Regions from separate parts of the Homo sapiens genome. Here regions 2 and 3 are each linked to region 1. Evidence: chromatin loops called from intact Hi-C (ENCODE). Cell type or tissue: heart right ventricle. All regions are shown on one strand. Each heading gives the region's core, and the rest is flanking DNA. Links, peaks and the distances in the headings are about the cores only.

What was found. Hi-C counts contacts between places; a loop is a spot of excess contacts. Peaks named below come from ENCODE experiments on the same cell type or tissue, not always from the same donor. Only the 100,000 strongest peaks of a DNase experiment are listed, where the experiment ranks them.
Region 2: it touches region 1 in a loop (7-fold over the local background); 23 of 110 quality-filtered maps call a loop at or near these places.
Region 3: it touches region 1 in a loop (2.2-fold over the local background); 48 of 110 quality-filtered maps call a loop at or near these places.

The regions. Positions count from the first base shown.
Region 1 is chr3:134,209,171-134,217,097 of GRCh38, forward strand. RYK (receptor like tyrosine kinase) reads right to left here. Exons shown (of 15, transcript NM_002958.4): 3 at 2,338-2,437; 4 at 525-659. Among named protein-coding and RNA genes, the nearest start is that of RYK, 38 kb to the right of the region's middle. In heart right ventricle, for the core only: CTCF peaks have their summits at 2,867 (motif pointing left), 3,913 (motif pointing right) and 4,115; DNase peaks (open chromatin) are centred at 2,844 and 3,921; H3K27ac peaks cover 1,042 bases.
Region 2 is chr3:133,816,772-133,824,698 of GRCh38, forward strand. SRPRB (SRP receptor subunit beta) reads left to right here. Exons shown (of 7, transcript NM_001379313.1): 6 at 107-161; 7 at 2,782-4,721. The coding sequence ends at 2,995. It overlaps RAB6B (RAB6B, member RAS oncogene family), which reads right to left. Exons shown (of 8, transcript NM_016577.4): 8 at 7,464-7,927. Among named protein-coding and RNA genes, the nearest start is that of SRPRB, 15 kb to the left of the region's middle. In heart right ventricle, for the core only: CTCF peaks have their summits at 2,261 (motif pointing right) and 2,468; a DNase peak (open chromatin) is centred at 2,260.
Region 3 is chr3:134,360,531-134,368,457 of GRCh38, forward strand. It overlaps AMOTL2 (angiomotin like 2), which reads right to left. Exons shown (of 10, transcript NM_016201.4): 3 at 6,967-7,273; 4 at 5,753-5,897; 5 at 5,287-5,379; 6 at 982-1,277. It overlaps MIR6827 (microRNA 6827), which reads right to left and starts at 7,332; the gene lies at 7,274-7,332. RefSeq lists a silencer at 817-1,111. In heart right ventricle, for the core only: no CTCF peak of the experiment used is centred there; a DNase peak (open chromatin) is centred at 3,791; H3K4me3 peaks cover 1,416 bases; H3K27ac peaks cover 5,000 bases.

The sequences.
Region 1 (7,927 bases), core at 1,517-6,516:
TAGGCTAGATTTAATGAACCGTAAAAAACAACAAACCTCTGAAACAGGTATTATGCCCATTTTACAGATGAAAAAACTAAGCCTCAGAGAGGTTAAGTAACTTGTATCAATATCCTGAAAAGAGCAGAGCTGCCATTCCAACCCAGGTCTATCTCACCCGAGAGCAATGCTTCTGCATAAAAGTAACTTGATAAGGGAAACACAGTTAACATAGTTACTCAGAAGTCCCAACAGATTTTTCTTATTTCTTTACCTCTTCAACCATTTTAGCACTATTCCTAATGGAAAACATCTTAGCAATTCTGACAAAAGATTTGAGAAAGCATGGACTGAATGAGGCCTGAGTGAGATTCTTGGCTACCAACCATCTGGGATTATCTCAAAACTTCACCTGCCAGTGCTCTTTTCTCACTTGCAACTATAATCATGAGTTGGACATACTTAAATCTGTGAAAAAACAACAAACTCTATTTTTCACCTTCTCACATACATGTAAAACATATTTTGGTAAATAAATTCCTTACTTTTGTAGCACATTTTCCTTCGTTTAAAATTTAAGACGGTAAAATTTTTTGAAGAATTTACTGTCAAGTTGAGCTGCATTAGTATCATAACTTCAGAATCTACTTTGCCAGTACAGGAAAGCTCTACCCGAAACACTGTTTAAAAAAGATAAGAAAAATATTTTACATTTTCTAAAAATCAACATTAATGCCCCAAAATGATTCTTTTAAACATTTTAGAATTACTTATTTTTGCTGCAAGAAAACTAAAAGTAATACATTTAAATAAAGTAACTAAACAAAAGTTTTTAGAGATCTTCAGACTACCACACCTCTAGACATTAAGCATTTAATTCATTATGGATATAAAAGTTAGTATTAAAGAACAAACCAAGACATCAATGAAGAGATAATTGTTTTCAACTTCTGCTCATTGTTTTTAATACACCACTTTGTCTCATAAGTCCTGCTATTCCAGTACACTAAAACTGAAGGATCATAAGGCAAACCTTAACAGACACATCAGCAATAGTAACAACAGAAATTACATGATCAAATGGAAAGACAACTCACTACCAAAATGCAAGTATGTCTGCTCTTAATAAAAAGATTAAATATAAACCTGTAAATGAATCTGATAAATTGTCAGCTATCACCTTTCTCAACAGAAATTGATTTTAATCCATAATTGTAACAATGGGATAACAGACTTCAGTGCATATAATTTTTTTCCCCAATCTTTAAGATTCTTTTCCTACAAATTTAAAACCTATCATTCTACCATCTGTATGACTGCATTAAAGATATGGGCATTTCTAAATTCCTTTACTGCCCATAAAAATTTAAGCAGCCCTCCTGTGCTTTATTTAAGCTTAATGTATGTCACTGATAACAGTGAATATGACTGCCAGAAAAAGTTTCACAACACTATTGTGGCTGATACTTTCAATTTTTAAAAATATCCATTTCTTACAAATACCACAACTTCAAGAGCCTAAGAAGTTAGCTCAAAAGCAGTTAAATTGGTGTAAATAATACACTTATTCATTTACTCAGACTGTACTGAGTGCCTATCCTGCACCATACTCTATGCTATGCATCAAGGGAATTGCTAGATATGTAATCAGTGCAAAAACAGTTAAATATAAGGTTCTAAGGGGTAGGAAGAATAGAAGTTAACAAATGAAAGAAGAGAAGGTGGCAGAAAAAAGACAGTGCAGATCTTGAGTCTTGCAGAATGAGTAGGATGAATAGAAAGGAGTTCACGAGCAGAAAGAGGAAAAGATGATCCCAAATACTGAGACCAGCACATGCAAAGGCTTGAAGATCAGAACTGCATGTAGTCTGGAACTGCTACAACTCTGGGGCAAGTGCAGCAACAAGGCTAGACAGGCAGGCAGGGGCAGATGGTAAAGGATCCAGGACACAAGGTGGTGAGTCTGGAATGTTCAGTTGATGGGAGTGGAGAGCACTGATGGGCTTCACGTCACAGGGTCAAACATGACCGTGCAAAGATCATCTGGGCCACAGGGTGAAATGTGGTGCCTAATCAAAGGGAAACAAGATCAGGCACAGGGACTCATGTGGAGGTAAGTACCAGCAATGCAGAAAAAGAGACAGGGAGGGCGGAGCACAGAGAGTTCCAGAAGGACAGAAAAGAGAGAATGGTTTAAGAACACAGTGCAAATATTTACAAAAATTACTTTTCACAGTACTCATACATCTTATGCCTATCAAGTAATACACACTACACATCAGTAAACTTCTGTTTTGGGGCCATAGGGGATGCAGTTGAAAAAGTATGTTAACTCTGTCTTTGAAGACTCTTACTTACCTGATAAAGTGCGTGGAACTTCCCCCTGAACAGAAATGTTGACCTGGGGCATATCCATTGCCAAAACATTGTCCACTTGGAATCCCAGCTTATATTCAACCTGTAAAATAGACAAAAATAAACAAAATGGACCTGTGATAACAAGAAGGATACTATCAGCTTGACTTCATTAATTGGCTCATTAATCAATGGATGAGCCTTTCATATGTACAAATAATCTAGCTATAAAAAAATGCAAATTGTCAGAAACAGTCCTAAGAATTTTCAATTGGATAAAAATTCAACCAAGTAAGCCACCCTCTATTTTAAGTCCACAACAGGACCACCACTCTTCCATAAAACCTGCCATCTAGGGTCAGAAATCCTGCTGAGAACTATGCAGCACTGACAGAGAGGCCATGGAGAGCCAGATATGAAGAACCAAAGCGGTGAGATATGTAACTGACAGACCATAAATAGCTACCAATGCCTTCTCTGGTTGATAAATGAAAGCCAAGCTCGGAGGGCCTCCTTGTGGCTGGTGGAGGAAGGTCTGCTCTGCAGACCCACTCACACAATAAGCAGATTCCAAGGTAGATTTCTCATAGAATATCTAAGTCACATCCTCTAGTCTTGCTCTCACCAAAAAGAAAGTTCATGTTTAGATCCCCATTTGACCTCTGGATCTACTTCTTAAGTGATTCAGAATCCAGAAGGGAAGACAGGCAACCCATGAGATGTCTCTAAAACACCAATGTTATCTATCAATACTTGGCCTACCCAATGTGGCTTAACAGAACCAATCAGCATCAATAATTAAGGCTCTGTTGCTATGGAGAGTTCATGAAAGAAGCAGCTCAAACTGCAAAGCAATAGCTGAAATTCAGAATGGCTGCCAGCATCAAGACTTTCAATGAAGCCCTACAGTTCACATCACTCTCTGCCCTGCCCACAGGTTCTTGATAACTATGGTATCCCTCTCTCATTCAGTGGTCACAAAAGGTATCATTGGTGGCAGACTGAGATTTGCAGAGCCACGAGGCAGCAGGTTGGGAAAAGAGTGAGAAGAAAGATGTTCGATAAACCATTCTTCAAGAAACTTAACTAGAAGAATGGGAGACAGATGGTGAAGTGGGGGGTGTTCCAAAGCTTTTCTTTGTTTTTAGATGAGATATTCAAATATGTATATATGCTAGTGAAAAAAGCTAACGAAATGGTACATAATAAAGATGAAAGAAAAGAGGGAAAGAGTATCATCCCAGATATAAGGGAAGGGATGGCCCTTACGCTTGGGCTAAGGTGGAAGGCGTTGTTACCCATGAATAAGAAGGGCTCAGTCCAGAATTTGATTCCCCTTGGGGTTTCTCCTTTCACACTCTATTTAAAGTGTCTTAGCTAAACACTGTAGGGGTATGCAAACATTAAACTCTTCCTTTGCAGTTAAGATAGGTACGTAAACAACTGTTAAAGGCTGTGTTTGATAAGTGCCACATTCCCAACAAAGGAAATGTTCTTGCTGCAGCACATCAGTGACTTCGAGGTACCTTGGCTAGGAAGTGTTCACATTCACCTTAGCATATCACAATACCATTGCTGCCACCAGGGGGTGCTAGAGAGCCACAGCCAAGCAAGTTTGGGCAGGGAATGAGCAAGCTCTCCAGCAATACATCAAAGAATGCATTATACATCCCTACACCGATGCTATCTCTGAACAGGACCATACATGAAGGGTAGGTGCACAAAAGAAATCAGCACCGCCAGCAAGAACTGGGTTTGGAACCATGAGACCATGTGACTCTTAGGTAAATTTGTAACTTCTCTGAGTTTCCATATTTTGTAAAATAAGGGTAATACATGTTATGAGGATCAAATAAGATCATTAATGCAATACATACTGTTAGCCTGGCACAAGTCTCCTCTGACATCAGCAGCATCAGCAGTCATTCCAGAACAGCTACCTTATTGCCATGCTGCACTTCTCCATAATCATCAGCCCACTGCTGGCCCCAGGGATTCTGACACAAACCCTCCTGGGTCTGTCAAGAACACTGTTGCAGGCCTTCTGTTTTTTCCCCATTCTGAGAACCTCCCTATTCAGAACAGCCTCCTACACTCTCTGCCTCTTCACAAATGTCTTCCCACCTTCTCCCACAACCTGGCTTTCCTCAGAAGTCATCTGTTCCCCTTCCTATCATTCAGTTCCTACAACACCTGACCCTCAGGGCCTAGACAGTAGGGTCGGCACTCTTTAGGATCACTAGGTCCTTCCCAGACATCCCTTCCTCATGCCCTCATGCAAATCCCCTCTACTTTGAAGTTTATAACTTCTTTTTTTGAGACCGAGTCTCACTCTGTCACCCAGGCTGGAGTGCAGTGGCGTGATATCGGCTCGCTGCAACCTCCACCTCCTGGGTTCAAGCGATTCTCCTGCCTCAGCCTCCCGAGTAGCTGGTGGGACTACAGGCACACGCCACTATGCCCAGCTAATTTTTGTATTTTTAGTAGAGACGAGATTTCACCATGTTGGCCAGGATGGTCTCGAACTCCTGGCCCCAAGTGATCCACCTGTCTTGGCCTCCCACATTGCTGAGATTACAGGTGTGAGCCACCGCGCCCGGCCGAAGCTCACAGCTTCTACTCATAATGGCTACTTCTCATGCCATCAACACCAATAAGCCACACAGGACTTGCAGAGGCCTTGGTCTCCTGCCATGTTCTCCCTGGCTTCAATATTCAGTATTCAATATCCTGACACGCTAAAGAATTACTTCACTACCAAAACAAATGCAAAAATGCCATTCTATCAAAGATCCCATCACCACCTCTGATTCCTACAAAACTAGTTCTCTGATTCCATCACTCCAAGTCAGCCAACATTTATGAGGCACATTTATGAGCCAGGTGCTGTGTTCATAGCAGGATGCAGCAGCCAGTTAAAGCCACTTCCCTTCTCTCCAGTATAGCCGTGAACACCTAGTTTCATGTTCTCCACAGCCCAAGCCCTAAAGAAGGCAACATTACTGACAGTCATATTGGCACCTTCAGCTGGTTGACTCCTTCCAAACCCTCAAAGGGCAGCTCTAGCATCCTGACCACCCCTTCTTACTCTACTCCTGCTGCTCAGCACTGCTGAAGGAAATCCATCCTACAGAAAAGGAGCTCTTACACAACAATGACCTCCAGTCTCAGGGGAGGCCCTTAGTTCTACTCAGCAATCCCTTCCTCACTGACCCTCTTTTCCCTCGTCTTATTCCAACCTTACAGGCCTTCCCCACCTCCTCACACTCAATGTTTTTGTCCCTTTCCACTAGTACAGAGGAACCCCATTTCTGCCTTTCTTTTCAACACCCCGGCAGATCTATTAGAGCATCTATTCTTTTCATTCTAGTCCCAAGGAAAGGTCCATTTTCCTCTCCAAATGTAAATCCTTCAATCCTAGTACACTAGGGTTCTAGCCCATTTCACCACTGATGGGATATCTTAATCGTCAATTTCTCTCACTCTCTTTTACCTTCAATCCCTCTCAAGTGTCCAATTACCTACTAGGCAATTCTATCTAATTATCCTACAGCCTTCCAACTTAACAAATTCAAAGCCACACTTACTATTTCCCCAGAAACTTGCTGTCTCCTTTATTCTAGGTCTCAGTTATCACAAGGAGAGAAGGAGCAGACCAGAGACCAGAACCCCAAAGTAAGCAGAGAGGGCCTGGCAAAGGGGTCCAGGGCCATAACTGCAGTTAAAAAAGCAGCTAAGACTGGCGCCTGAGCATCTCAGTGTGGCAAGGTGAAAAGGAGGAGAGAAGGGAAGGAAATGAGGCTGTGAGTGTAGCTGGCCAATGAGGGCACAGGGAGAGGTGCAAAGGGCTGAGGAGGAGATTTGAGAAGGCAGCCCCTTTGGTCCTATCAGCAGCTTAGAGGAATATGAAGCATGAAACTGTGGAAGCCTCCTTGCTGGCTCCTTTTTTGAGGAACTGTCTAAAAATGGGAGGCATTCACAAGGTAGTTCTCTTTTCCCTCTGCAGTCTTTAAGATATAAATTTTAAAACTGCAGTTTCTGGGATTAGAGAAGAAATTGCCAATTATTGAAGTCCAATTTTCTCTAGTTTGGCATGTATCGATCTGTAAGGACTCTCACTTGCCAATCATCCTTTAAAGAAACAGATCTGCTCAAAAGTTAAATGTACAGTCTACTGGGACAAAGAAATTTGAACAGCAGTTGTTTATCAGAATGTAGAGTGAGCCAAAATACTTCAGAAAAGAAACTACAGGCTAGGCGTGGTGGCTCACACCTGTAATCCCAGCATTCTGGGAGGTCAATGCAGGTGGATCACTTGAGGCCAGGAGTTCAAGACCAGCCTGGCCAACACGGTAAAACCCCGTCTCTACTAAAAATACAAAAATTAGGTGGGCATGGTGGTGGGCACATGCTACTCGGCTACTCGGAGGCTAAGGCAGGAGAATCACTTGAACCTGGGGGGCGGAGGATGTAGTGAGCCAAGATCGCACCACTGCACGCCAGTGTGGGTGACAGAGTGAGACTCAGTCTCAAAAAAAAAAAGAAAAAGAAAAAGAAAATAAAAGGAAAGGAAAAAAAAAGAAACAAATTACCAAAAATATCAACATTTGAATAAACTGAAAAATAAACATTTTTGCTTATGTTCCCTTACTTGGAAACAAATGGCAATTACAAATAGGAAGCTGGTAAGTAAAGCCATTTCCTTCTGGAACACAGAGAGTACAGATTTAAAGTGAATACACTTGTCTACAGCCAAATAGCCTTTTAATTTCTCTGAACTTACTAGAAGTAATGCCTTTCTCATAGAAACCTCACTCTGCAAAGGACACAGCTGCTGGCCTCCAGCAGTGCCTGCTGGAACTCTGGACAAGTTCCCTGCAACTCCTAGAAAATGATGACGAATTCCTGAAAGCACAGAACAGCCATGGGGTAAGGGTGGGTAGTGGGAATATTCTGCTACATTCTGGCAAATTTTCGCTTTTCAGATATCTAAAATAGCTACTGACGGCCAGGCGCGGTGGCTCATGCCTGTAATGCCAGCACTTTGGGAGGCTGAGGCGGGTGGATCACGATGTGAGGAAATTGAGACCATCCTGGCTAACACAGTGAAACCCTGTCTCTACTAAAAATACAAAAAACTTAGCTGGGCATGGTAGCGGGCGCCTGTTGACCCAGCTATTCAGGAGGCTGAGGCAGGAGAATGGTGTGAACCCAGGAGGTGGAGGTTGCAGTGAGCAGAGAAAGCGCCACTGCACTCCAGCCTGGGCGACAGAGTGAGACTCTGTCTCAAAAAAAAAAAAAAAAAAAAAAAAAAAAAGCTACTGACACTTAACAGACACAGTTACATGTTTCTCCTGGATATTGGGGAATGTTCTGGAATACAGAAGAAACTATCTGTTAAAGCCTCTCAGTAGCCTGCTTTTAAGTGTGTGGTCTTGTGAAAAAGAAGCAATACCAGAGTTCTACTCCCAACTCAAAATGCAATTAACACAATGGTCTTTCCTGACCACTCACTAAGGCATGTGTGACCTATGCGCTAAGAGTAAGACAGCTTCAAGCCTCTGAAGAGACCACAATCTGTGTGGCAAGACAA
Region 2 (7,927 bases), core at 163-5,162, 390 kb before region 1:
GAGAAAAACTTACTGGTTTAAATAGGAATTTTCCTTCTGTGTAAGAAGTCTTGGGGAAAAAACTCATTCTCGTTTAAACTACAACAGTGTCTTTATTTCTTTACAGATATTGCAATGGCAAAATCAGCAAAGTTAATTCAACAGCAGCTGGAGAAAGAACTGTAAGTGTGAAAGAGGCCTGTTGGTTAATTATATATCTTAACACTTAGACTGTAAGCAGCATATTCATGTTTCTTTTGTTTGGTTTTATGTGATTATCACAATTATAGACTGAAGATTAGTGTGATAAATATTTGTTAAATAATTTACAAAATAATGGAATCACAAAAACTTACTAGGGTGCTTATAGATATTTTAAAATTTCATGGAAAGAAGATTTTTTTGAAACCATAAACTTAATTTATTTTACCATTGTTACTAAATCATTTATAGTTGAAAGGTTTTAGAAGCTAAAAAAGTTTACATGCCAACTTGAGAACGGTGTTATTTCAGTGAGTGGAAGTGTTTGTTCACCACTCAATAATGCCTGTGAAGTGGTATTTAAGGATGCATGTAAATAATAAAAAATAAAAACTGAGAATCAGGAAAAAAGAAATTAAAACATTTAAAAGCCACTTTGGAAATTATTGTTGACAGAATAAGAACAGAACACTGAGGAAGACTACAAGTCTTTGATACTACATTATAGCTTCTTAGATTGTTAAAATACTTGGCAATATTATATATCCTGCTTTGAGTGTTTCAAGGTTTGTAAATTGAGCTATAAGCTTTTGAATTTTAAGGCATCTAGCATGTCTTCTGCGTTATGCCAATTTGTAAGAGCTAGCCAAAAGCTGGTGTAGAAGAAATGATCAACATTTATAGTAAAGCAAGTTATGTTTTCTTATTGCTTTTGTGTAAGGCCTTGAAAAGGATCTGATGAGGAAAAACTGTATAAATTCAACTTTTAGAAACTTTTCTCCCCACTATGACTTACTGACTCCCTTATTCATTTAAGAAGCACCTGTAGTGCATCTAGTGGATGCCAAGACTGCAGTTGGGAGCAGCTGTAGGAGGAAATGTGTTCCTGTACTCAGGAGCTTAGAGTCTGGTAGAATCTAGTCAGCTTCGGGCATTGGCAAACTCCTGCCTGGGCCTGCAAGCCAAGAGTAAATCGACATTTTTAAAGGGCAGGTAAAAAACAGAAGAAAAATATGCGACAAAATATTTAATTTCTGGCTCTTTGCAGAACAATTTTGCCAGCCCTGCCTATGCCATTTTCAGTGGTTCCTTTCCCGTCTGGAGCTGCGAGTTTATCACCCTGTCCTCCTGTGCTCTTGATGCTCACTCTCTTGGATTGTATCTGTTGCTGCCATTAGGTTAATAAGGACATTGGAACAATTGGATGGTTGGGTTTTTCTAAAAATTCTCTTGAAATTGTTGGGAATTGTTTTGGGGAAGCCAAAACTGTCATAATGTTATTTGTGAATCAGTCTTGGGTTATTTTTAACAGTACAGTCCAAGTCTCCCGTGGTTAAAACACATGTTTTCCATAGGCTGTTTGCTTTTCACTCTATAGACTTAGAGAAAAACAATACAGAAGCCAATCCTTTTTTAAAAGCATTGAAAGGCAATGCTTTCTTAAAAGGCAGTGAAACAAAATGTTGACAAATTGTAAAGGTTAACATCAGTTAAAATTCGGAATCTGACTAATTTTAATCTCAGATTTATGAGAATTAGGCCCTGTTAGCTTAGAGGCATTTCATAGTCTCTCAATAACACGGTATATTATATTTACATGGCCTTGTGGCAAAAGCTGAATACATGTTTTACTTTTTTCCTTAAAAAATTTTTATTGTAAAATATCTTACTTATAATAGTATATATGTCACATGCATTAAGCTTAAAAAATATTAAAATGAATACCTATGTACTCACCACCATGCCTAGAAGGCCCCTGTTTCTCCCCAAAAGCTTTTCCCTCAAGAGGTCAGCAATATCCAGTTTTGTATTGTTTTTTAAAAATACTTTTACAGTGTGTGTGTGTGTGTGTGTGTGTGTGTGTGTGTGTGTTCCTTCCTAAACAAGGTATTGCTTAGTTTTGCCTGTGGATTCTTCACTAATTTTGAAGCAACTTTACAGAACAAGAAATGCTTTATTTTGTAAGAAAGAAGATTGGCAGCATGTATTCCTCTGCTTCTGGATAGCAGAAAGGGGAAGGGGAGGCCGACAAATGAGTGTTGCTTATGCACCCTTTATTAGGGCCAGCAGGTGGCAGTAAGGGGACTTACATTGGGAAGGTTTTGGTGGTTAAAGAGGTTGGATAATAGTAATTCTGCCCTAGTTAGATATGAGAATCTGGAGTTGGTGGATTTCTAAACTCCATATCCAAATAGACTCAAGATAAAAATACATACCCTATCTACCCACACTTAACTTTCAGAAACTTATGTTTTTATAACACTTAAAGCATGTATTTTAAAAATATATTTTTAGACGGCTTCATTCAGTAGATCCTCTTAGAAGGGGGCCTTGGGCTGAAAGAAAGTTGGTGTGACCTGGTCTACTGCTGACCTGCCTTCTAGCCCTGTGAGGTCTGACCCCCCCAGCCCGCCCCACCTACCTCACCTCTCTGTCCAAGAGAGGGACTTATAAATGCAAAGGATTATTCAACAATCTTAATAGCATAATTGGCAATTCTATAGTTAAGTTTTAAATGAGTGCTGAAATGTTTAGAAACTAATATGATTTAATTGCTGTATAAAAATTTTGCCTCCTGACTTCTTTCCTTTTGCCCCACAGCAACACCTTACGAGTTACCCGTTCTGCTGCCCCCAGCACACTGGACAGTTCCAGCACTGCCCCTGCTCAGCTGGGGAAGAAAGGCAAAGAGTTTGAATTCTCACAGTTGCCCCTCAAAGTGGAGTTCCTGGAGTGCAGTGCCAAGGGTGGAAGAGGGGACGTGGGCTCTGCTGACATCCAGGACTTGGAGAAATGGCTGGCTAAAATTGCCTGAGAGGCAGCTCTAAAGCACAAGACCTGGATGTGTGACACACAGTTTTGGAAAAAGGTCTGTGGTAGTCTGGAGTTGATGAGGAAGGGGTACAAGATGTGGTTAGAAACATTTCTTTGTTCTGGAAACAAAGTACTGTTGAAACCAGCTTGGAATTTTTTTTTTTTTTTTTTTTAAGTTCAGTTCTCCCTTATGGCTGCCTTTCAAACAAGTACCTTTTATCTGATGCCTGTATCTTCCCTTTGTTAAGGTGTAACTTGATGTAGGGTCAAGGTTTTTGTGACAACAGGCAGACTCCACACAGAGAGGATATGATGAGAATATGGCCATCACCTGAAAAGTTTTCTTATCTTCTGTGCTTTTGGTCCCTGGAAACAAATCCGCCTATGTATGAAGCTAGTTGATTTCCAGTTGCACTATTTCCAGTTGCCTCTGAAGTTCACAGGCAATACATTGTCTAGTCCTTTGCGAATTTCTCTGATTTGTGGGCACAGTTATGAAGTTTCCCCACATGTGAAGACAGGTACAAAATAGCAGAGCCAAGCAGACAGTGGGTCTATTCTTCATTAGCTCAGTGACTTGTCCACACTCGTCTTAGCACTTACGTTTCAAAAGCTTGTCACAAACCCTTGGAGTCATTCCCAGATAATAGAACTGGAAATGATAAATCCCCTAATGCCAAGGGTCTAGTGTGTTCTTAGTGGTTATACTGGGAAGTGTGTGGAGATTTAGGTGCTGCTCTGCTGCTCTGGATGGCTGAAGGCTCCTGGGCCATCTTCATGTGCTGCTTGAAGAGCTCCTATTTTGTACTCCTGGCTAGAATGCTGTGGAACAAATACAAAGTGAAAAAAGTTCTCTGTAGATTTCTGAAGTGCATATTCATTGATGCCAAGAAAAAAAAAAAGTTGCCTTTTTGAAGTGATGTTTTTTGCTGTCTTCTTAAACACAAGGCTTTTTTGAATGATTAGTATATTTCATGGTAAAGAAAACAGCCTGTCTGGCTCAAAGCAATTAAATAGAATGTAATGGTGAGTACAAATGAGTGCACATGTCAGGACTCAGGTCTAACTCCTTGTCTCCTGAGCCTAAAGATTGCAACATACACAAGAACACACTCCTATTCCTACCCCACACACTCAGGGACAAGCCCAACTAAAGCTTACAAGGAGACCAGGGTGGCTCTGTCCAGGGGAGAAGCCAGTTATGGAACAGTGCATTGAGAGCCATGGTAGGAGAGGCCCACAGTTCTCTGGAGCATGCAGCAGGGGCACCCCACCTGGCCTTGAGGATCAGGGGGAGTCAAAGGATAAAGCATGGGGCTGATGACGTCTGAGGGAGTGTGATCCTCCATGTATGGCCTCTGCCTGCTGTCTCACATGTCCCTTCTGGTGGTCACTTGGGCTCTAGGAGTATACGTCACCTCAGACCATCTGGCAGAAATACTCCAGGCTCCTACCCCAAAGCACATGTCAGCCTTGCTGCTGGAGCACGAAGACAATGTAAATGAAACATGAAATGGAGGAGTTGTGAGACCCTGACCCTGAGTCCTTACTTGAAAGCTGCTGCTGGTGTTCTGAGTGTCTTTTGGACTCTTATTTCTTGCCCTTTTCCTTATTAGGCAAGCAGTAACTTAGGAAGTAGGTAAGAGCAATAAATGTGACATGTTATGTCATCATAGTAGGAGCTCATGGGAATAAAAGTCAGTGGCTTGATGCTTCTGTTAGAGGCATGTGTCCCTCTCAGCCTCTTTTATTTTTTTCTGGTTAATATCTTACTTTATTGGAGGAAGCAGCACACCAGAAAAAGTGACTGAAGAAGGGCTGCAAGTTTGAGTTTGATTCAAGGCCTAAAGAAGGTCTTCCAAAAAAGGATAATTCTATCTGGAACACTGGTCTCAAATGTTAGTGGGCATCAGAATTACCTGCGATGCTTGTTAAACTGATTTGAGGACCCTACTCTCAGACAATTTGATTCAATAGCAAGTCTGGTATTGCCTCAGGAATCTGCATGCTTAATAAGTCTTTTGTCAGTCGCATGGCACCCCTAGAGATGATCTGGCCTGGAGTGTCACGTGTGCCTTTACTTTGTTTTTAAAGTCTCTTGGGGCACACACCCTGCTGAGTTTTTCTGACAGGGTCAAGTCAGCAGGCATGGGAACTCTGACCTTGCTTCTTACTCCTGTACTAGTAGCAGGCATTCCGTTCTTGTGGCTTTGGGCCAGGATGAGGTCATGGTGACTAGTCTTTGGGAACTGGGAAGGGTTTTGATGGGAGGTCAAATGTGCTCTCTCCACTCAGGTGGTGCCCTTTTGTGGCCCTGAGGGCATTTGACTAAAGTAGGCCCATTTCATGAGATGGGCAGGTGTGGCCAGAGTAGAAGGATGGATGTCAGGTCTTGGAGACGGGCCAACTAGGCACGACTGTATGACATAGATGAGACTTTTGAGCTTGAAACACCTTGGGAACATGGCAGTGTATGGACACCGAGACCTCCTAGGACAGCAGCTGCCTAATGCAAATGACCCTGTTCCCTGCTAAGGCTGCAGTGAGATGCCCTCATGGAGGGGCAGCTGTGATGAGTGAGCCCCAGGCACTCTGTTGGTGAATATGTCCACTTCTGGAATGGAATCTCCCTAGTGGGTATGGACACGGGCAGACCCAGAGGGGTCTAAGCACTGCACTGTTTCTTCCTTTGGCTCCTCTCCAGTCCGGGCCTTGGTAGCCTCTCCACTACCAGGTGCCTGACAGTCTACTGGGGGTTCCTAATCAACAGCAGCTGCTGTTGGTGGGGAGTCCCTGGGGTCTGTCACTTCTTCCCACTGCCTCTGTCTCAGTGCCTCCTGGGCTGTCAGTGTTCCCCTGTGGTCCTGCCTTGTATGAAGCGCTGGCCATGCTCTGTTGACTTAGATCATTTCAGCCAGTCTATGTTTTTTCTTGTTTTTGAAGTTTTGGGTTCAGCACAATTGTCAAAGCTTCAGTTGGCTCATGCCTGTCCTCACCTGAAGGCCATCAGTGGCAATTAAGATGCCTATCTCTTTATCTCATCCCTTCACACATTTAAGGAAAGGTGATCACCCACCTACCTTCATTTAAATGCGCAGGAAAACAATCCCACTTCCCTTCAACTGTAAACCTCGAGAAACTTGACTGCTCACAAGAGCCTTGTACGCATTTATCCATTGGGTAAAGGCCACGCCTTGCAGCAGACCATGGAAATACTAAACAAAACGCAATTCCTGCTTTAGAGGCTAGTAGCCCCATTCTGAGGTTAAGAAACGTGCCCTTTCAGTGTGGTTTCCCTGCTCTCTCAGTAGTGTGAGCTCCATCACTGCTGCACTTGACTCCTAAGCGCTGTGTGGGCTTGTGGTCAGCTGCCAGCCATGCAGCCCCAACGGGACTGCCACTTTTCCACTGGCCTCTGAAGTGCCAGTGTTCCCATGATGCTGATGTGTGAGGCACATGGCCATGTTCTGTTGACTTGAATATATTGTTTCAAGGGTTTTTTTGTTTTGTCGAGACAGAGTCTCACTCTGTCGCCCAGGCTGGAGTGGCAGTGGTGCCGTCTCGGCTCACTGCAACCTCTGCCTCCCGGGTTCAAGTGATTCTTCTGCCTTAGCCTCCCCAAGTAGCTGGGATTACAGGCCTGTGGGACCACTCCTGGCTAATTTTTAGTAGAGATGAGGTTTCACCATGTTGGCCAGTCTGTTCTCAAACTCCTGGCCTCAATGTCTCTTCTAATCAAAGATGGCTTCCTTGAGGTGGCAGCAGATTGGAGGGTGTTCTGGAACCTTTATAAGCTTTAAAAGGAAAGGTAATTAGTGAAGTTGGACTTGAAGAAGAGTGAGATTCCCGGGCAAGGGCAATTTACCTAATCTTGGCCTTTGTTCCTCTTTGGATTGGTCCCAGGACTGTGCTGGCTTTCTGAGCATCTTTTAGTCTGGAGATAACTGAGACCTGGAGGGGCCACTCAGGGATGTTCCTAACTGGTGTGGTGTGGGGCTGGGGATGGAATATGGCAGCTAGATGTTGTCAAAGGTCATTATAGTTCACCTTAAGTTCTTGCCTTTAAATGGCTTTCTGAAAATCACCAGAAGCATGAGAGATCCAGTCCCTGTACCCTCTCCCCCCTTCCTAATCCCCTAGCCATGGCAAGCAGAGTGGGGATGAAGGAATATATCGTACCCCTGACTCAGTTCTGCCTGGAGGCTCCCTTCCCATCAGCCTTTCAGCAGAATGGAGATTAGGGGAATGCGTGTGGATTTACTCTCATGAGTGTGTCCCATCTTTACCCCTTCGGAGTTGGTGGACAGCCCAACTCCACCAGTAGGAGGAAGAAGCAAAGCAGCAAAGGGCTTTAGGTAGTGGACATACCACCCAGGCATGACAAAAGGGACTCTGTGGAGCACACACTTCAGGAACTGTTTTTGAACCCCCCCATTTATGACTGCACCACTTAAACACAGACAAGAAGCTTTGTTTTGAGAATTAGGACAGTTTATTGTTTGACCAACATGCTGAGTCTTTTCCACATTTTACACAGTTTAATGTGAAATCAACATGGCGGCTATGTCTTCTGAGCCCATAACAGATGGAATTGCCACCCTCTGTGCTCCTCACAGCCAATCACTTTAAAGGGATGGGTGAGGGGAAAGTGAGGGGAGAAGTGGACACACACCGCGAGATGCAGGCTGGCCTTCAATGCTATGGAGGCTTCCCACCTCCTGAAGGAACCATCTAAACCCCTGCTGCAAGGATTTCCTGATGAAACCACACACTGCTGGGAGTGCCAACCAGACAGGGGTCTGGAGTCCAAGGAGTTTGCACATTGAGATCCCAAGGTTTTGGAACACCTAAATAGTTCATGTCAAACAAAAATTCAAAGGGTGTCCTGATCTGTGTGGGTGCCCATGACAATCAATCAGAGTAGACTTGGGGA
Region 3 (7,927 bases), core at 1,229-6,228, 150 kb after region 1:
TACATTTCCCCATCCTTCCTCTACCGAAATGGGGATACAGCACAGGTCCCCATACCCCTGCCCTGAATCCTAGGGCAAGGGCATAGAGACCAGACAGATAATCCTCCAAACTGGCAAAGGGGGTGCTATCAATAATTATACTGGGAAAACTGGTGTACATTAGAACAGAACTGGGCAAACCAGGGGGTTCAGTCACACTACCTCTGTGGCAAGGGTAGGTTTGGGAGTGGAGAAATAACTCTATTTGGTTTGTAAACACCAAGAGTTGTTTACACAGAAGTCCGAAGTGAGGCTAAGCACAGTGGATCTGGACAACCATCTTTCCTCCCAATCTTGGGGAGGCATATAAAAGCTGGCTGGTGGCCAGACGCAGTGGCTCATGCCTGTAATCCCAGCACTTTGGGAGGCCAAGGTCGGCGGACCACGTGAGGTCAGGGGTTCAAGACCAGCCTGGCCAATATGGTGAAACCTCATCTCTACTAAAAATACAAAAATTAGCTGGGCGTGGTGGCGCACGCCTGTAGTCTCAGCTACTCGGGAGGCTGAGGCAAGAGAATGGCTTGAACCTGGGAGGTGGAAGTTGCAGTGAGCGTTCGCGCCACTGCACTCCAGCCTGGGCGACAGAATGAGATTCCATCTCAAAAAAAAAAAAGCTCGCAGGCCTTCTATATCCAGGTTCCTGACTTACTTTCTCTAGAGGTCAAGGACAACTAGCCCTGCTGCTGCCGAGGACAGGAGTCCCCCGAGGCTGGACATGGGCCAGGTGGCAGGGCCTCTACTAAGACAACGAGTGGAAGGGAGCACGCAGCAAAGGTGGAGCAGAGAGCAATCATCCTCGCCGCCTTCCAACGGGCCTGCAGCCTAGATCTAAGCAGGGGCTCCCGGGGCCTCAGCCCTGGCCTCCAAACCTACAGTCCCCGAGGAGGAAGGGAAGCCAACATCCTCAGATGCTGCCCTAGCCTGGAGACTTTCTCAGCTCACCTGCTGTGCACGCAGGGCCTTGAGTTCCTGCTCCAGGCGAGTCCGCAGACGCAGCTCCAGCTGCTCCCGCTTCTCACAGGCTGCCTGCAGCTGCCCGAGCGCCTGCTGCAGCCGCTCCACTTTCTCCACATAGGCCTGCTTCTTGCGCAGCTCCTCTTCGGCTCGAGCTGCCCGGCCCTGCGCATTGCCCAGAGCCTGCTCCAGCAGCTCGGCACGCCGCCGCTGGTCCTCGATGGCGCCGCGCAGCAGTGCCATCTCTCGCTCCAGCTTCTCTTGCTCCTGCTGCTGTTCGTAGCCTGTAGGGAGAAAGAGGCTTGATCAGTGACAGTGACCACGTTGGCTGGCCCCATTGCCTCCTGGGCTCAGTGCTGACCACTGGATGAGCACAGTTGCTTCTCATTCTCTCAAAAATAACAGGAATAAGGTACCACTATTAACCCTGTTTCATGGAAGAAGAAACCAAGGCTCATGTTAAGTCAGGAGTAAATGACAGAGCCCAATTCCAGGACCCTTGCAGTAACAACTGGGCTACCCTGCCTTTCTACTGGGACATACTGCCATGGGACAGCCCCAAACACCATCCACTTGTGCCAGGGGCACCATGTCTAAAACACATCCACAATATCCCTTGAACCTTGTGACGGCTCGAGACTGTTGAGGTAGGAACTGTGATGCCCATGTACAGATGAGAAAATAGAGACTCAGGTAGGCTGTGACATGGTCCTCCTTCCAGTGGGAGAATGAAAGAAGGGGGAACAGAACCACCATCGGCTGTCGGCACACCAGGCCCTTACACATCTTATTCCACGAATCCTCCAGCCCCTCCAGGGAGGATTTGGGATCCCCAACTTATAGGGGAGAAACATAGGAGGTGAATGGTGCTGCCAAATGGAAACCCCAGTTGGCCACACTACAAAGGCCCAGGCTGCCTCTGGCTACATGGTGAGGCGTTTGTACTTATAGGCCACCCAGAGCTCTGGGGCTCCTTCTGCAGACCCAGGCCGAGAGGTCCGTTGAGGGCTACATTTCCTTCCATGGTCTGAAAAGAACACTGAGATGTAAGCAACCAGGCTCAGAAGGAAATGCAAAGTCTGCAGTACAGTGAAAATGACTATGGCCCAAAGATTAGTGTGTAAGGGTCAAGCTATCCTGACTTTTAAATCATTTTGTTAATTGCCCAAAGAAACTGCTCAGAGGCCCTCTCCATAGGGCCAGGAGAAGCCCAAGCCAGACCACAGAGCCCTCCATCTGATGTTCTAGCCTTAAATCCACCTCCCAGGCACCTGCCCCTTGAGAGTCCCAGGCTGCCCCCTGAGGAGCAGGTCAGCTGCCTACCTTGCTGGAGAGCAGGTGGGGGGCAGGGCTATGGGCTCCCGCTAATGAACCTAAAGGCACTGTCTCTAGAACAGCATTCTGATTCAGTGGAATTTTCTGCCAGAGTGGAATTGTTCTATACGGCACCCTCCAATGCAGTGGCTACTAGACACACGTGCCACTGAGGACTGGAAATGTGGCTAGTAAGATGGGAGAACTGAATTTTAAATTTAATTTATTTTCATTAATTTCAATCTTTGGGCCACATGCAGCTAAGTACCTATCATATAGGACAGTGCAAGTTCTGGAACAGAAGGGTGAAGGCTTGAGACCTTGGCATGTGGAAGGGAGGATTCATTTACTCAGGTCCCTGGGGCAGGGCAGGGAGGACACAGAGGCAACTCAGGTTAGCTCTTGATTCATTTTGGATGTTTGAAGGCTGAGCCCAGGATGGTATCATTCTGTGGCATGGAGGAAAATACGAGGAAGTCCAATAATATTGAAACGGATGTGTTCATACTTCGCTGGCTTAACATCCATTGAGTGGGGTGTTAACATCCATTGAGGAGGGGCAGCCAGGTTGGGACTCAGGCAGGGAGGACCCTCCCCTAGTCCACCTGTGCGTTCAGTTTGCCCAGGGCCTGCATCTCATTTCAGCCTTAGCATGACTCTGTGGGGAAGGACTCTGTCTCATCTTATAGCTGGAGAATCTGGGGCGCAGGGAGAGAAGAAATATTCCCAAGGGGGTGGAGCTAACAGGCCAGCCTCAGGCCTCAAGGCCAGATCCCCAGGGGGCACTGCTGGCCTAGAAGGGCCAGAAGGGCAGTGCTGGGGGGCTGCGTGGCTTGCCTAGGAGGAAAAGCAGATGGCATTGGTGATAATGGCCACACTTTCCTAGTGTTGACTGACCCCAGATAAAAGGGAGGTCAATCAGACACCTCCCTTTGCAATAGCTACTAGGGAGCAAGGAAGAGCTGCTTGGGTTTCCTCAGCCCTGGGGGAGGAAGGGGCCGGAGGACCCAGCCCTCTGCTTCCAGAAGCTTCCTGCAGCCTTGTCCAACCTCTAAGGCCCTGGTGGGGGCTGGGAGGCTTTGAGCTCTGGCCATCCCCTACCAACAGGACCCTGATAAAACCTTGGGCCTGCGGGATCTCGGGAAGGAGAGCTCCTTAGTAAGAAATAAGTGGTCTGGGTGCGGGTGGGAAGAGGACGCCCGAAGGCCAGCGGAGGAGGGCAGGAAGGCAGGCGAGGCGCCGACGGGACCCGGGATGCGCCTTGGGCAGCGAGCGAGCCCCCACCTCCACGTTCCAGGCTCCCTTTGTGCTCACCCTCCCTCCTCCCAAAGCCGGGCGAAGGGCGCCAGGCAGCGCGCACGGGAGGGAGCGGCGGGGGGCGGGCCGGGAGCGGAACAGCTCGCGGCTCTGGAATGCCAGGCATCCAGGTCACCCGCGGCTGCAAGATTAATGGCTCCAGCGAGGAGCCAAGAACAGCTCGGCGCTCACTCGCTCCCCGGGGAGCGGAAACGCCTCCCGGCCGGCCCCCCTCTTCTCACCCACTAGCAAGCTCCCAGAAACCCGCCCCATGGCTTCCTTTCTTTGGCAGAGTCAGGCTCCAGAAGTCCGCCTTCCTCCACAGGCACCCTAATCTGCCGTGCCCTTGCAGCTTCTCCTCCCCAGACTCCTCAGGGAAACCCCAGGGCTGCCCCCTCCCCTTTCTCCCTCCTTCCCTTTGACTCCTTCCCAGAGACCTTAAGCCGCTGCCATCTCACCCCACCCAGCCAGAAGAGACCAGCCTACCTCCTGCCCCACCCTGTCAATTCCTTCAGTGCTGTGTTCCCCCATTCCCTGCCCTAGTCTTTGAACCCTCTTTGAAGGAAGATAGGGGTGCTGCCAGCCAGAGCTAAGTCCTCAAGCTGCTCCTCCATTTCTGCACCCCACACTACCCTTTGTGCCATTCACAGTAGGGTTCCTGTGAAGACTCAAAGCCATGTTTACCCAGCTACCAACCACTCCCATTCCACTTCTCTGCAAACACCTTGAACAGCACTAAAGCTCCTAGTAGGAGCTCAATAAATAACTGTTCTTAGTCTCTTCTGATTGCTAGAGCCTCCTGCTGCTGAGCTCAGGGCTCCCTTTGCCACCCACCCCATGTACCTCTTGAACTGCCCAATAGCTCCTTCACCTCTGGCTGGCTCTCCACCCCTGCCATCCCCACAGAGCCCCTCTCTCAGGCCACCGGGGCTCCTAATCACCGGTTTCTAGGGCCACCCCCGTTGTTCTTTTGCATCTGTGGGAACCTGCTCCTTTCTTAAGCTCACCACTTCCTTCCTGACCTCCCTGCCATGGTACCTTCCTGGGCCTGCTCCCATTCTCTCTTGAACATCTGCCAGTTGCTTAAAACACATCTGCTAATGAATGAATAAATGGACTAGTCAATGAACTTGCCCATTCTTCAAGGATGCTTAGACCGCCCCGTTTAGAATGCATCTGTTGGTTAAGGTCTAGGATCCCATTTTTGGCTGCCTCAGATGCCTCCACTTGGCTTGCTATGGCTCAGCTCCACCATGCCCCCCTACCTCTCACATTCCCATTGCACACTCCCGACCTTTCTGTTGCCAGGAACTCCCTGGGAAGCTCTCAGACCTGTCCTTCTCCTTCACCTCATCTGTCTTCAGGGCTACCTTGCCTCCCGCACTGCCCAATGCACTGCACTGGTGGTCAGCACCGAAGCTCAGCAAATCACTGCTCCCTGGCTTTCCCTCTTGTGTCAGCTGATCTTCTTAAAAGATACAGAACTAGATCCTATTCTTCTTTGGAAGCCACTTATCCCCACTATCCCCAGATCCAGTCTAGTGTTGGGCATACAGTGGGCAGTAAACCTGCTCCCAAAGTACTACTTTGCAAGGGGGAAGGCCAATCTTCCTAGTCCAGAGGGTGTGCAGCAGTCCCATTGCCTGCACACAGGCCAGGCTTCTTAGTGGGGCCCCTACTCACTCTGAGCAAGCAGCTTGGCCACCATGTCCTGACTGCCGGCCTGGGCCTCCTGTGTCTTGCTTGCCAGGCGGCGATTTGCAGATTCCAATCTCTCTGTTTCAAGGGAAGGAAAGATGTTTTAGTGTCAGGTGAAGCTGCCAGCTTGGGATTTTTCCTGACGTCCTATCAGGATGGGGCTGTATCCTCCATATTGGGGATGGGTTCATAAGGAAACCCCAGCTCAGCTCAGGGCCCCATGGGTGGGAGCCTCCTCTGTCAAGAGCCATCATCCCTGAGGGGATCCTAGGCCCAGTACATAGAGACAAGCATCTCTCTATCAGGGCAGCTCCAAAGGGGTCTCAGCCTGGCTCTCTGAGTTCATCTGCACTTTTGACAGAGAATAGAGATTCCCAATTTTTCTCTAGAACAAAAGAAGTAAGTCCTCTGCAGAGGTTCTCCAACCTCCACCTGTGTGACTGGCTCTCACCTCTAAGATCCCGGTTGAAGTCTTGCAGCCTCCTCATTTCACTGTCCATCTTGTTCCGCATGGTCTTCTCCAGGGCCTCACGCTTGGAGGAGGCTCTGGTCAGGCTCTCATGGGCCTCAGAGAGCCGCTGGATTTCGCTTTCCAGCTGCAAGAGTCAGACAGCAGAGCTGAATGAAGGCGAGAGCTCCCAGGGAGTGATTCGAGGCTGACCCACTACTCTCCATCAGAAAAGGTGACAGATGAGAGGCCACCAAACAGGAGCAAAACCTCCAGGTGACTATGGTGGGATGGTCAGAAGCTTGTAGCCTCCGGAAGTAGAATAGACTGCTGGGACCAGCAAGCAACGGTCCCATCGGCTGCCCCAAGGACCAGATGCTGAGTGAACCCAGGGCCAGGTACTTTGGAAGTAGCTGCCTGCGGGGTGACTAAACACAGCTTCCCTGTGCCCAGTGTCCAGAAGGAAACATTCTACTCTTGGCTGGCTTCCACCAAGAAACTGAGTACAGTTGGCCAGAAGTGGGCACCGAAAGACTCCAGCCATGATGGGGTGGTTTGACCTAACTTGGACACCACAGGACAGTCAAGGGAGGCCTGAGGCCATCTGCTAAAACTGAGCCTCAGCGGAAAACTGGTAACCCTTCACTAAAGAAGCGGGCACCAGGCAGAGCTGCCTCTGCCTGGTGTCCCAGGCATCACCATCCACCCAGAGGGCCAGCTGGGCCCCGGCTGCTCCTCCCACTTGGCTGCTGGCAGGTTCCGCACGTGCTCTTAGCTGGCCTGTGATTCCAACAAGTCGCCCATTTTTTTTCCAAGAGGAGAAGTTTTCTTTTTGGCCAGGGCTGGCCTGGAACAGACTTGCTGTTGTGTGGGGGACACAAAGGGCTCTCTGTGGGAGGTGTCCATGGGAGGGGGTGTGTGCAGGGCAAGGGTGCGAGTGTGCAAGGAGCTGGTGAATGGGCTCTTTCTAATCACCACTGGCCAGCAACTGTTCATGCTCCAGGCCTGCTCTGCCGGCCTCTCGGCTGTTCCCCAGCTGTCTGGAGTCAGCTCAGGAGGGTGCATGAGGAGTGAGGGAGGTGGAAGACAGAGGGATAGGGAGAAATCCAGCCAAACAGTTTTCAGGCTCCTCTGCCTCTCCTTGGACTACCCACTCCCCAGGTAGCCCCTCGGGGTCTCTTTCTGGTCTGCCCTTCTGAAGCCCCAGCAGGGCCTACCTTCTCAATGCGGCCAGCCTTCTCCGCAGAGCTCTCCAGCTCCCTCTGCAGCCGCTCATTGTCTCTCTGCAGCCTGGCATTCTCCCTCAGCACGGCCTCCATCTGGGCCAGGTGGGCACTGCCCGAGGTGGCTGAGGAGGCCTGGGCACTCACTGGCCCCTCCACAGCAGGTGGACTGAGGGAGCTCAGGGGGCCATGGCCGAGAGCAGCTGGATGTGGGGGAGGGGGGTGCTCCTGAGATTGCTGCAGGTACTGGTACTGCTGCTGCTGTTGGAGGAACACAGGAGGCACCTGGGCCTGCAGGATCCTGGGGAACAGAAGAGACGGTGCTCAGAGACAGCACAGACCCTCATGGCTCCCACCAGAGCAGCCCGGGGTCACCCCACTCCTAGGCATACTGGGAAGATGGTTAATTATTATCAATAATTAATATATTATTAAAATTACTGCAGATAATTATTCAACCCTCTAGTGTTAGGCAGGGACCAGTAGGGAAGGCCTTTTCCAAATGTTTCTGCCTGAGGCTCTCAAGAGTCAGACAGCAGGGCTAGAGGGGATTAATGTCAGGATGCTTGTTTCATACCCGCCTCACAGTGGCTGGGGCCTTGGGGATCAGCCTGAGCAATCCTGGGCCTCCTAAGCAACTAATGCTTAAATACATCATCTTAAAAAATGCACCCTGACACTTCTAATCAATGGAAGGTTATTTTTGGGGCTGGAGGCCATGTCAATCATGACTGAGCATATAACCTTCCAGGCCCCAGGACAACTTTGGTGGCTGGGCCCCAGCAGCAACCTTGTGTCTATTACACGAGTCGCCAGTTTCAAGACTGCCAAAGCAGCACTCATTTTCTCCTTCCTATTTCAAGTCCTGCCACCCCCCACCCCCCACTCACCCAGAGTCATTTTTAGAAGACTCCAGTTAAGGTTAGAGCAATGAGACAAATGTCAGGGTAAGAGT